2 separate regions of the Homo sapiens genome follow, and region 1 is linked to region 2. The links are chromatin loops, found by intact Hi-C in ENCODE. Cell type or tissue: Caco-2. All regions are shown on one strand. Links, peaks and the distances in the headings refer to the core of each region. The heading gives the core; the rest is flanking DNA. Region 1 has its middle 44 kb from the start of CEP162. Region 2 overlaps LOC107986620 (a long non-coding RNA gene).

The links. Hi-C counts contacts between places; a loop is a spot of excess contacts. Peaks named below come from ENCODE experiments on the same cell type or tissue, not always from the same donor. Only the 100,000 strongest peaks of a DNase experiment are listed, where the experiment ranks them.
Region 1: it touches region 2 in a loop (6-fold over the local background); 1 of 110 quality-filtered maps calls a loop at or near these places.

The regions. Positions count from the first base shown.
Region 1 is chr6:84,268,871-84,274,262 of GRCh38, reverse strand. No RefSeq gene overlaps it. Among named protein-coding and RNA genes, the nearest start is that of CEP162, 44 kb to the right of the region's middle. In Caco-2, for the core only: no CTCF peak of the experiment used is centred there; no DNase peak of the experiment used is centred there.
Region 2 is chr6:84,519,646-84,525,037 of GRCh38, reverse strand. It overlaps LOC107986620 (a long non-coding RNA gene), which reads right to left. Exons shown (of 4, transcript XR_001744236.1): 3 at 5,049-5,285. Among named protein-coding and RNA genes, the nearest start is that of LINC01611, 47 kb to the right of the region's middle. In Caco-2, for the core only: no CTCF peak of the experiment used is centred there; a DNase peak (open chromatin) is centred at 2,787.

The sequences.
Region 1 (5,392 bases), core at 301-5,300, 250 kb after region 2:
ACCTCTACAGTGCCAAGCAACTGAGATTTAGGTACAATGCCAGTACCCAATCCCATTCTCGTTCTCTTTCTGATCGAGCTTCCCACAATGTTGATGCAGAAATGGATGGTGAAGTTGCCACTGTTATCCAGGAGAATCAGCACTACTGAGCCCTCACTACTCCGACTCCGGGAACTGGTTGCTCACCACGGAAGCATCCTCCACCTAGGCTCTCCCTGATTCCTGAACCCTTGCCCTGCCCATCAGCAAACTGATCACCGCAGGAACTCTGTCTACGCACTCCTCATTAGGGTTTGGTGGTGGGCAAGTGCAGAAGAGGATAAAGAGAACATTTTTGAGCATCCATTATGTGTGTAGTATGCCATATGCTCCTTATACATCCTCTCATCTTGAACATCACCAAACCCCATCAGGAAAATATCAGTATCCTCACTCTGCGTAAGTGGAAACTTAACACTCACATAGTTTACCAGCTGGTAAGTGGCAGAATCTAGATTCAAACTCACTCTACTGACTATAAACCCAGTGATGGTTCAACTCACCGCAAAGTCCTCCTGCACTGACACACACCCATCCTACCTCCCTGCTGTCATCTTAGGATCTCCCTTGGAGTGAGGCTTCTGGAGAGGACAGTGTGGGAGCCTCTCTTTGGAAGCCAAGTCTTTTCACTGAGACCAGAGTGGGTGGAGGATGTGTAACTGGCCTCTACATTTAAAATTTGGAACACATTTTTTCCATGGGAAAAATATGCAAAGATGTTCCATTTTTCAAAATGTATGCAAAACCACTTTGTAAACCATCAAGAGGTACATAATATGCCTATAAGGAATTACTATTCTGCAGTACATTAGCACTATAATTCCAACACGTTGTGGATTAAATAACCTTTTGTGAAGTAGTTGGAGAATTTAACCACTGAGTGTTACATTGTCTCAAAGGAAAAATACATTCCAATAGCTAAACAACTGACTTACAACAGATTTTTGGAACCCAATCCGTTCATAAACTGGGAACTGCCTGGATTAGCATGAAGAGGACACATCATCACCATCTTCATCAAGTATTATTTATTAAGGGCAGAGCATGGGGTGAGGGCTTCAGGGTAAAAGAAAAAAAGAAGGGAAGTGTTAATCTAATTTTTTAAATGGCTACAATTCCACATCCCTGGTTGTGAATGAACTCAAGCTGTTCCAAAACAACCCTCTCATCTTTCTCCTTACTTCCTTCCCCATTTCACTTATCTTTTGCTCTCTTTTCTATTTTCCTCTTACCATTGTATATGTTTTTGTCCATATTCCACATTTATTCTCGTGTTAAATAAACTCATTTCACCACATCCTTGCCAGCATTTGTTTTTGCCTGTTTAATCAGTAATAACTGTACATTTTAAAATAACTTGAAGAGTACAATTGGATCATTTGCAACTCAATGGATAAATGATCGAGGGGACGGATACCCCCATTCTTCTTGATGTGTTTATTTCACATTGCATGCCTGTACATAACATCTCATGTACCTACAAAAATTAAAAATTTTAAAAATTTAAAAATAAAATATATTTAAAAATAAAAAACAAACTCTTTTCAAGGACTATGTTCTCAGGCTCTGCAATAGAGTCTAGAAATACCAAGATGAACAAAATATAGTCCTCAGTGAACTCTTAGACCAGTAGAAGAGGTGAGCCTGAAAACAAACAAAATTTCCTCAGGTGTGATAAGAACAAGCATCTATGTAGGGAGTTAAGAGAGTGTAGTATGGGCAGATACCAAAGGAGAAATTCCAGTTTCCTTTTTGCTCATCTCACACTTTCATGTCCTCTCCCTCCCTTTCCTCCTGCCACACCAGTTTAAATCTTCATTACTTCTCAACCACCCTAAAATCATTCCCTAGCTTTTGTCACTCCCTACTGTAATCCAGTGAATATACTGTCACCAGATCAATGTTTCTTTGGGACAATGTATCGTGCCCACTACATATCCCACTGACACTTTTTGGTCACAGAATTTTATAATTCCTCACATTGCATTTGGAGGCCCTACAAGGCCTCTATAGCCCATCCCTACACAAAACCCTCTTGCTTGTATCCTGTTAGTTAGTCAAATTGAACTGCATGTCATTCCCCCAAACAAGCTTCTTTCCTTAAGCCTTTGCTGTTCTGTCTTTCTCTACAGTGTCCTTCAAATTATTAGTGTGAAATTCTGTGCATCCTTCAATACTCCACTCATAGGCCACTTATTTGCAAACATTCCCTTATACCCTCAGCTATGGGTCCTTTATTGCCTTTCTGGGGGAAGGAACCAATGTTTGCTGAACACCTTTTATACATTAGGCACAGTGCTGGGCATTTTCTATGTGGTATCCTATTTAGTGTTCAAAACACCCCTGTGAAATGACTGCAAATTTTCCCACTTCTCAGATAATGAAATAAAAAGGTAAAGAATGTGTCTAAGTAAGGAAGTAGCAGAGTCAGAATTTGAGCCCATGTCTACCTGGACTGCAGAGCCCGTGTTTGCTTCTGTCCACCGAGCCCATTTATTATCTCCCTCACTTTTCCCTCAGAGCATCAAATTTGAAATGTGGTATATGTATTCATCAGTATCTCTATAATGTTATGGATACTTTCAGGTCAGAAACTTGGTCTCAAATATCTTTGCATCCCAGAGTAGCTGCTGCCATATCTTGAATAGTAGAAACATACATAATGTGATATTAATATGAAAGTGCTCCATCAGGCATGACTCACAAACTTCTATCTTGTTTCCAGATGCAACTTAACTCATCAGTGAACAGCCATGGAATCATGTATCCACACACACATTAATGTAAAGAACCAGATATAAAATTCTCACCAGTGTAATTCTCTAAAGAAATTCTGAGCAGAGCAGAAACTAAAGAAATTGGCCTTTGGTGTTTGCATCTGGCAACATTTGAGAAGGATAGGATACTGAGTGTCAGCAAATTCTGAAAATGCTTTGTTTATTTGTTTAGATATTCAAAGTGAGCCATTTGCCAAGTTTGCAGACCCAAGTACAAGACTAAGACAAAAACAAGTGTTTCTTCTCAGCCAATAACAGCATCTAATACCATCTGGAAACCTACACCAGTTAAGAAAGAAACAAATATGCCTTTTTTCTTTCCTTCTAAGTCCTCAAAGCTTGTAAATCTGGGATCTGTTGGGTAGAGAAAAGAGAGTTCCAAAAATGGGGACCCTCCATAAAACTCAACCCCCCTGGCAAACAAGATTTCAGATCATGGAGACAAACAGAGATCATGTTTATTCTCATCTCAGTGGCTCAGGAATAAAATAAAGGTTGCTTCTATCTCTGTCCACATTGAAAGAACTCCATTGTGAGCCAATTTAGTGTCCAGTTCAACCCTGTAAATTACCATGATATTTTTATTGATACCATGAAAAAATACCCTTGCTTCTCTATTGTCACAAAAGCATGTTGTTAAAACACTTAAAATGCCTTGGCACACTTTAAAAGTGCTTTATACAAAAGAGACATGAAATTAATGGCCCATTTCAGTCAACACGTCCCTCACAATGCTTTCTTTCCCCTTCCTCAAAGCCACAGAATAAACCAAAGTGGGTCCAAATAAGACCTCTGAACATTTCTCTGATGGTAATAACATCTGGGTAGTAAGGAATGGGAATCAGTGTTACAATCTCCCTTCATACTCTAATGTACACATGAACAGCATTAAGCTAGGTTTACCATGAGATTTCACTTTTCACTGAAGTTTTAATTGCCAACCCTTACTATGTCATTTCTGTGAGGGAGTTTGGTAGTTTACTCCACATTTTCTTGCTTCCCAAATCTTTCTCTTGGTGTGCTCCTACCTACTTCTTTCCCTGCCTCCTCTTTTCATGCCTCCATTCAGAAAGCTTCAGATCCAGGGTAACTGCTCACCATTCCATCAGCATCATTTTTTTAACCTATATTATCCTAACCACACAGCAGTTTCCAGCCATCAAGCATATAATCTTAGTTGCACATTAGCCTGGAAATGGACTTTCCCCCACTCTGGTTATCTTATCCACAACATGTGCAAATATTACCTCATTCATCCTTGTGCTGGTTCCAGAGATTAGCCCCAAAACTGTCATGATAAATGTACAATTTTAAAAATAGTCAGTTTCCTCAAACTTCGTCAGTCGTTTTAAATTTTATTCCCTATGATGACGTGGCCACTAGAGCTTGTCATTTTTCTACCGTTTCATTTCCAAACATTGAGGCCAAATACGATGTCATATGTTCTAGTAGCATAGCACTTATCTAAAGGAAAAAGCTTACCCAGGGCTTTTAAGAATGTTTTTATTTGTTATAATAACACACAGACTGCAAGTTGAAAAACATATTTTTAAGGAAACCAATGAGACAGGCTTTAACCTTTAACCATGAAAAAGACTCCTTAAATATTTCAAAAGAAAGATAAATTTTATTCATCAGACAGATTAAGCATTGATTGGCAGAGGTTTTTTCATCAGTATTCAATACTGACAAAATCATTTCATCTATTAGTCAAGCAGCAATTTTGTCACTTTGTTAGAAGCATCATGCTGGTATTATGAAAAGTGTTAAAAAGTAAAAAATTTTGTTCCTATCCAAATAAATTTAACATTTATTCTTTTTTTAAAAAAGAATATAAATAACATTAAGTGTCTCCTATTTTCTAACACCAGTGATGTCATATTTAAATAGCATAAATGGAAGATGATATAATGGATTTGAAAATAGAAGACCAGAGCATGGACTTAGTGAAGTGACACAGGGCAAATCTCTAATTTTTCCTAATTTGTTAGAAGTAATCTGCTCTCCCTCAAAGTGCCTGGGGACCATCAAACAAAAAATTCATCTGAAAATGCATTGAAACCATAAAGTACTATACAAATGTATGTTATCATCTCTGCCAGTTTTTAGTCCCCACTCTTAATTTTCAAAATCATCAGGGTTAGTGCTCTGTACTCCATTGGCACACATTACATCCTTGTTTTCCAGCATTGACCACATTGCATTATAATTATATCTATATGACTATTCCTTCTATAATATACTTTGGATGTGTGTCCCCACCCAAAACTCATGTTGAAATGTAATCCCCATTGTTGGAAGTGGGGCTTGGTGGGAGCTAATTGGATCATGGGGGCAGAGTTCTCATGAATAATTTAGCACCATCCACATGTTATTGTTCTCACCATAGTGAGTTCTTCCGAGATCTGGTTGTTTTAAAGTGTGTGGCGTCTTCCCCTTGGCTGTCTTGCTCCCGCTCTGACTATGTGATGTGCCTGTTGCCACTTCACCCTCCACCATGATTGTAAGTTTCCTGAGGCCTCCCCAGAAGCTGAGCAGATGCCAACATCATGCTTTCTGTACAGCCTGCAGAACTG
Region 2 (5,392 bases), core at 226-5,225:
ATCCACAATTGCCCGTTGGAATACAAATCTCTTGATAAAGGATGATCCCAGGGGCTGCTACAGTGACTTCAGTGGCTTTCAGGGTCACATGGAATGAACTCAGCTGGCTGCAAAGTGTTTCAAGGGTGATGCTGAAATGAATCTGACCTGCCTCCAAAAGTCAATCAGATACCTAAGTCAAAGTCGAGTCATGCTTGTGAGTCAAACCAGGGCAGTGTAGTGTCAAAGTGCATGGAACAGGCATAGTCACCATTCTACTTGTTAACAACACAAGGGCTTAACCACGCTAATTTAGGATGGTTTTTGACAGAAAGCCCTTTCCAGATCTGCATATGTGTTATATACTTATCTCGGGCTAAGTATGTGTTTACTCTTCTTCTTAGCTTCATTGAACAATGAAGATCTATTTTTAAAGAAAATTAGCGATTTATAATGAGAAAGTTTTCCCACAAAAGTTCCTCTTGGATAGAAAGAGGAAATAAATATTGACTTTGTGCTCCTCTTGTGCCAGGAATATTTGAGTTTCAAAACCATCCTAGAATGTGATATCATTAGACCCACTTTACAGATGAAGAAACCGAAACTCAAAGTAGTGACTTCCTCAAAGGTTCATATGCTAGGATTCAAACCTTGGGCCTTGTGACTCCAATGCTCAGACTCTTCCCACTGAACCTCCATTACAACTGTTGCTCACAGAAAACACACAACCCCCATCACACACGTGCACATGCACGCACGCGCTGTTTTAAGATGTACCAATTGTGCACTTCTCAAATCTAAGAAAACTCATTTTCTGTTTTATGGTCTTAATATTTAATAGGGAGAAAGAACTTTTTGAAAGCTCTAGCTAGAGGTTTAAATACATTCAAAAATAAATGCCTGAGAATTTGGAGCTAAGCAAGGGAGTAAAATGCTCTAATCTTCCACCTAGTGAAAGGTCAGGACAAAGTAAGATAAAGAAAACAAACTCTATACAAATGTACAACACAGAGCTGCCTGCATAGTAAGATTAGAGCTCCAAACAGGGTCTGTCTGGCCCCGAGTATCTTTCTCTCTTACCTGTTAAGGTATGTAGGTCCATATCAGTAAAAACTTCCCTCGGTTAGACATTTCCCCAAGAAGCCTATGTTAAAGTGTTCAGATCGTTTATTACAGTTATTTCAAATATAACTCCAGACATGTGTATTTGACTAGAGGCTGGAGAAGGTGAGAAGTGGAAGTTCTAATGGGGAACCACAGTGCTGAGAGAGACCAATCATGCCTCAGTGTGGGACCCTGGGTTGCTAAAGAAAGGAAACTGGCTACACCATTGAGTATAAAACTCAACACAAAATATTCGTTAATTCTCTCAGGGGATTCCATTTAAGTGGAGACAAAGATTACAGGAGTTAAACACATGTGTGTTAGGGTCAGAACTCACCACATGCAAAACAAGGCTATCCTATAAGGTGGTGAGCTCCTTGACACTGGAAATATTTGGGGAGGTTGGATACACCCATGGAAGGGATGTCATGGGAGACTGGAGTAGCTGTGTTTAGAGTCCCTTCCAATTACAAAATGCTGGGAGGATTCTATAAATAATTTTGCTAGATTTCAGAGATTCCTGGTACCATTTTATTGTCATTTTCATTCATTCATTCATTTAGTCCACAAACATTCATTTAATTATTAAATGCACAATTGGGGAAACTCTATTATCTGATCTAGGGTTTATCTATAATATGCATACAGAATCATATATGGTACTAATTCTATGGATAGTTCTTTGTGAATAAAACTGAAGGCTGTAGGTCCAGACTTATAATACACATTATACAACGTTAGCTTAAAGTGAATGTATCAATCAGTATAAGCTAGGTTATGCAGTGCAGTAACAAACCCATCCTGAAGCCTCAGTAACAACACAACCAATGCCTGTTTTGGATTTTTCCCCCTTATTCATGTGCCATGTTCAGTTACAAGCTCTGGTCTCTCTAGTCACTCAGAGACATGGAAGACATAGTACAAGGAGTGATTTAGAAAGATTGGGCAATACCAAAAAAAAAAAAGAGAGAGAGAGAGAAAGATAACAGATTAGAATAGTTAGTCCAAAACACAGGTATCAATTAGGTCATTTAAAAAAGTTTAGTTCAAATGGGTTCAGAATGTTATCTGAATACTTGAAGGTAGAAATGATAACGAAAACATGTAGCAACAAGTATTATATAAACATTACCCAGTCAGGTATGGCATCGGCATATACCTGATTAGGCTCTACCAGAGCAGACCTGCTGGAGATCAGCCCTACCTAAAGGGAGAAAGAGCCTGAGAATGGAGATGTTCACAAAATAGGTAGAGACCAATGCTAGTCAAACAGAATCAGCATTCCCTGAATTTTACAGTCCAGTTCAGTGTTAAATCAATTGGACTGCAAGATTAATTTGTGTTGACCATAATTCAGTGAGAGCGGATTAATCCACTCTATGATACTGCTGCCCTTGCATCCCTGGATTTCTTCTTTTCAGACTGCCTATGGCCTCCCTTCTTGTCTTTACTCTGTTCCAATGATTTGCTCTCCCTAATTGTGCATCCCCCATCATTTGTCAAGTGCTTGATAAATGTGGACATTTCTTCTTTGTTTTCTTCACATTCTGTTCCTCTCATGAGTCATTTCTGAGGGCACTGAATCATTTTCATCATTGCTCAGCCTCCTCCTGTTTGAAGTCCTTGCCTGGATACAGGCTTATTCATCACCACTCTCTCTACAACCCACATGTGTCCAGCACACTGTTTACATTGGGCTTTAATCTGTTGTTAGTGGCCAACTCTAGTGTCCCCTTCTTCCCCAAGGGGCCCATCCCTGTTTCTCCTGCCTGTACAGCTCCCAGTGGGAGAGTGCAAAGAGCAGAAGTTCTGGCCCTTAACCTTGGCGTATGGACTCTTGCCCAAATCTTCATTCCAGACCTCCCCCTTTGCTTGTCTTTTATAGCAGCTTCTTCCTTGGCATTGTACAGCCAAAGAAGCAGAAATGGGGTCCCCTCCAAGGTGGGCTCAGAGACCATCCTGGGATAATAGGCTGAGATGGGGGCTTATATGTTCTTTCATTCTACTTATCTTCTAATGTATGTTTTCCTCTTGCTACAAATGCCCATGTTTTCTCTTGTTTTGTTTAAGTGCACTTCAAAGTGCAAATTAGATAATCCCCACTGGTCCATGGAATGCACTGTTTTATGACCCTGAACACTGGGATTTTGCATGAACACGTTGATATTTAGTAATTGGTAATAGATCTTGACATTTCAACAGGCTCCAATGGGTTATCCTCCATTCTCCTTTCACCTCCCCCCAGCTAAGTTGCTGTGGAATTGATTTATGAAACTAGCTTGCTTTTTACTTATTTTATTCCTCATCATTCATATTTACTGTTACCCACACTTGACCTTGTGACTCTAATTCCTTAAACTGAATAATGTACACACATTGACTTTGTTCTTCTTGACAGGTCTTATCATTTTTTATCTTTGCCCTCCCTCTTTCAGCCTTTTAAAGATCTAGGGCTTTCTGAGTCTCTTATCTGTTTACATTCTTCTTCATTATTTAGTATTAATGTTCTTCTTTCAGTCATTATTCTCTAGGTTGTTATTTTCCCTCATTTACTGATTTTGGTCTTTCTGTCACTAAGCCAGATCTCTCACTACCACATTTGAGAGGCCAATTATAGTTTCAGCCATGAAACTAATTCAGATGTTATAAAGAAAAAACTCTGTAACCAAGGATTCAGCAACAGTTCAATGAGATCTTGCCTGAGACTTTTAGTGTCATTTAAGAACATCATTTGTGAGTTGTTGCTCTGAGTATCTGTTTAATTAGGGAAGGAAGATCACTTGGTAGTTAAAGAATAGGATATAAATTTGGCCCTTAAATAATTCTCAGGCCACAGATACACCAAAGGACACATGTGGCAGTGATTTGTTCAGTGGTGTTACATAGGAAGAGTATGCTGTCCTTTGGGAATATTTTTCACAAAGTCATGAATTGGTAACTAAGCATTACTGTGCATCCAATGATCTAGGTACAAATGATATTCCTTTTCTTATCTTCTTATGAAGTAACATAATGAAGGTTGGCAGGAAAATCAAGTAAATACTAGTAATTCTGCATATGTACTTTTTACAGTTTGAATGATTAGTTCCATTATTTAGATTTTTTTTTCTGCTAAAACTAAATGCAGGCCAGTTTCATATGATCCCCCTGGCTGGGGGAAGTGTCAAGTGTCTCCCAACTGCACATTATAGAGGGAACTAAGAGGAACTATTACCCTGGTGCAAAACCAATCTATTACCGGACTAGAAAAATGATGTTAAACTTTTGAGACACAGAGAGTAAGTTAGACCCATGCTTTTGAGATGAAAGGACTCTTTTGTTATTCCTGTAATATCATTACTATTATTAGCATTACCATTATTATTATCATAACATGTCACATACCAGGTTCAGTGTAGACAGCTCAAAGACACGTAGTTCTTATCCTAGCTTAAAGTTTTTTTAATACTACTATGTGGACTAATACTGTGTTTCTACTGGCTGGCAAAACATCACTGTGATACAACAAAATAATTAGAGTCATCAGGAAGTGATGTCTGCAAAACAGGGAGTTAGGAATTTAGAAAAGAACCATTCAATGATTTTTGATATCAAAGAATTGCCACACATCTTAGATTTTTCAGTGTTGCTTTTTGTCCCAGGGTCTCTAAAAGACATTCTTACCACAGAAGCCAGGACAGCATCAGCAAGCAGTTTCTATTTGTACAGCCCTCAGTTTTTCTTCCTTCATCTATTTGTTCCCCAACCAATAAAAGATAAAGGATAAATAATGCCGTAACATTTTCCTCCTGAAGAAAATTTTCTTTGAAAACTATCTTTTGTTTACCTGATTAACTGCCTTCCGATACAAGTCACCAAAATTGACCAGAGCTATTTGCACCTTAAAGCAGGTCAAGTCTTTGAAGTTATAAATATTGATTAGTCATTCACAGCAAGGGCCCTACCCCTAGGTTGGATGTGATTACCTGGATCCAAGTAAGTTGCTGCAAACAAAATAAAGACAAAAACATAAATGGAATGGCTCAAAAACTATAGGTCATTTTTTCCACTTTACAGTCCATGGAGTAGGCAGGTAAATGCCTCTTGTCTTCAGTGTCATCCAGGGATGTAGGTTCCTTCTGTGTGGCTCCTTCTGTTTGCAAATTCCTAGGATTATAACCTTGCTTATATGGTTGAAGTAGGGTCACTATCCTAAATCCAGCCTGTGGGAAGGGAGAAAAGAAATGGAGGTAAGCAGCTTTCTTTCCAAGGACATGGCCAGAAGTTATGTACACCACTTGCGCTCCCATTTAAATGTCAAGAAATGAGT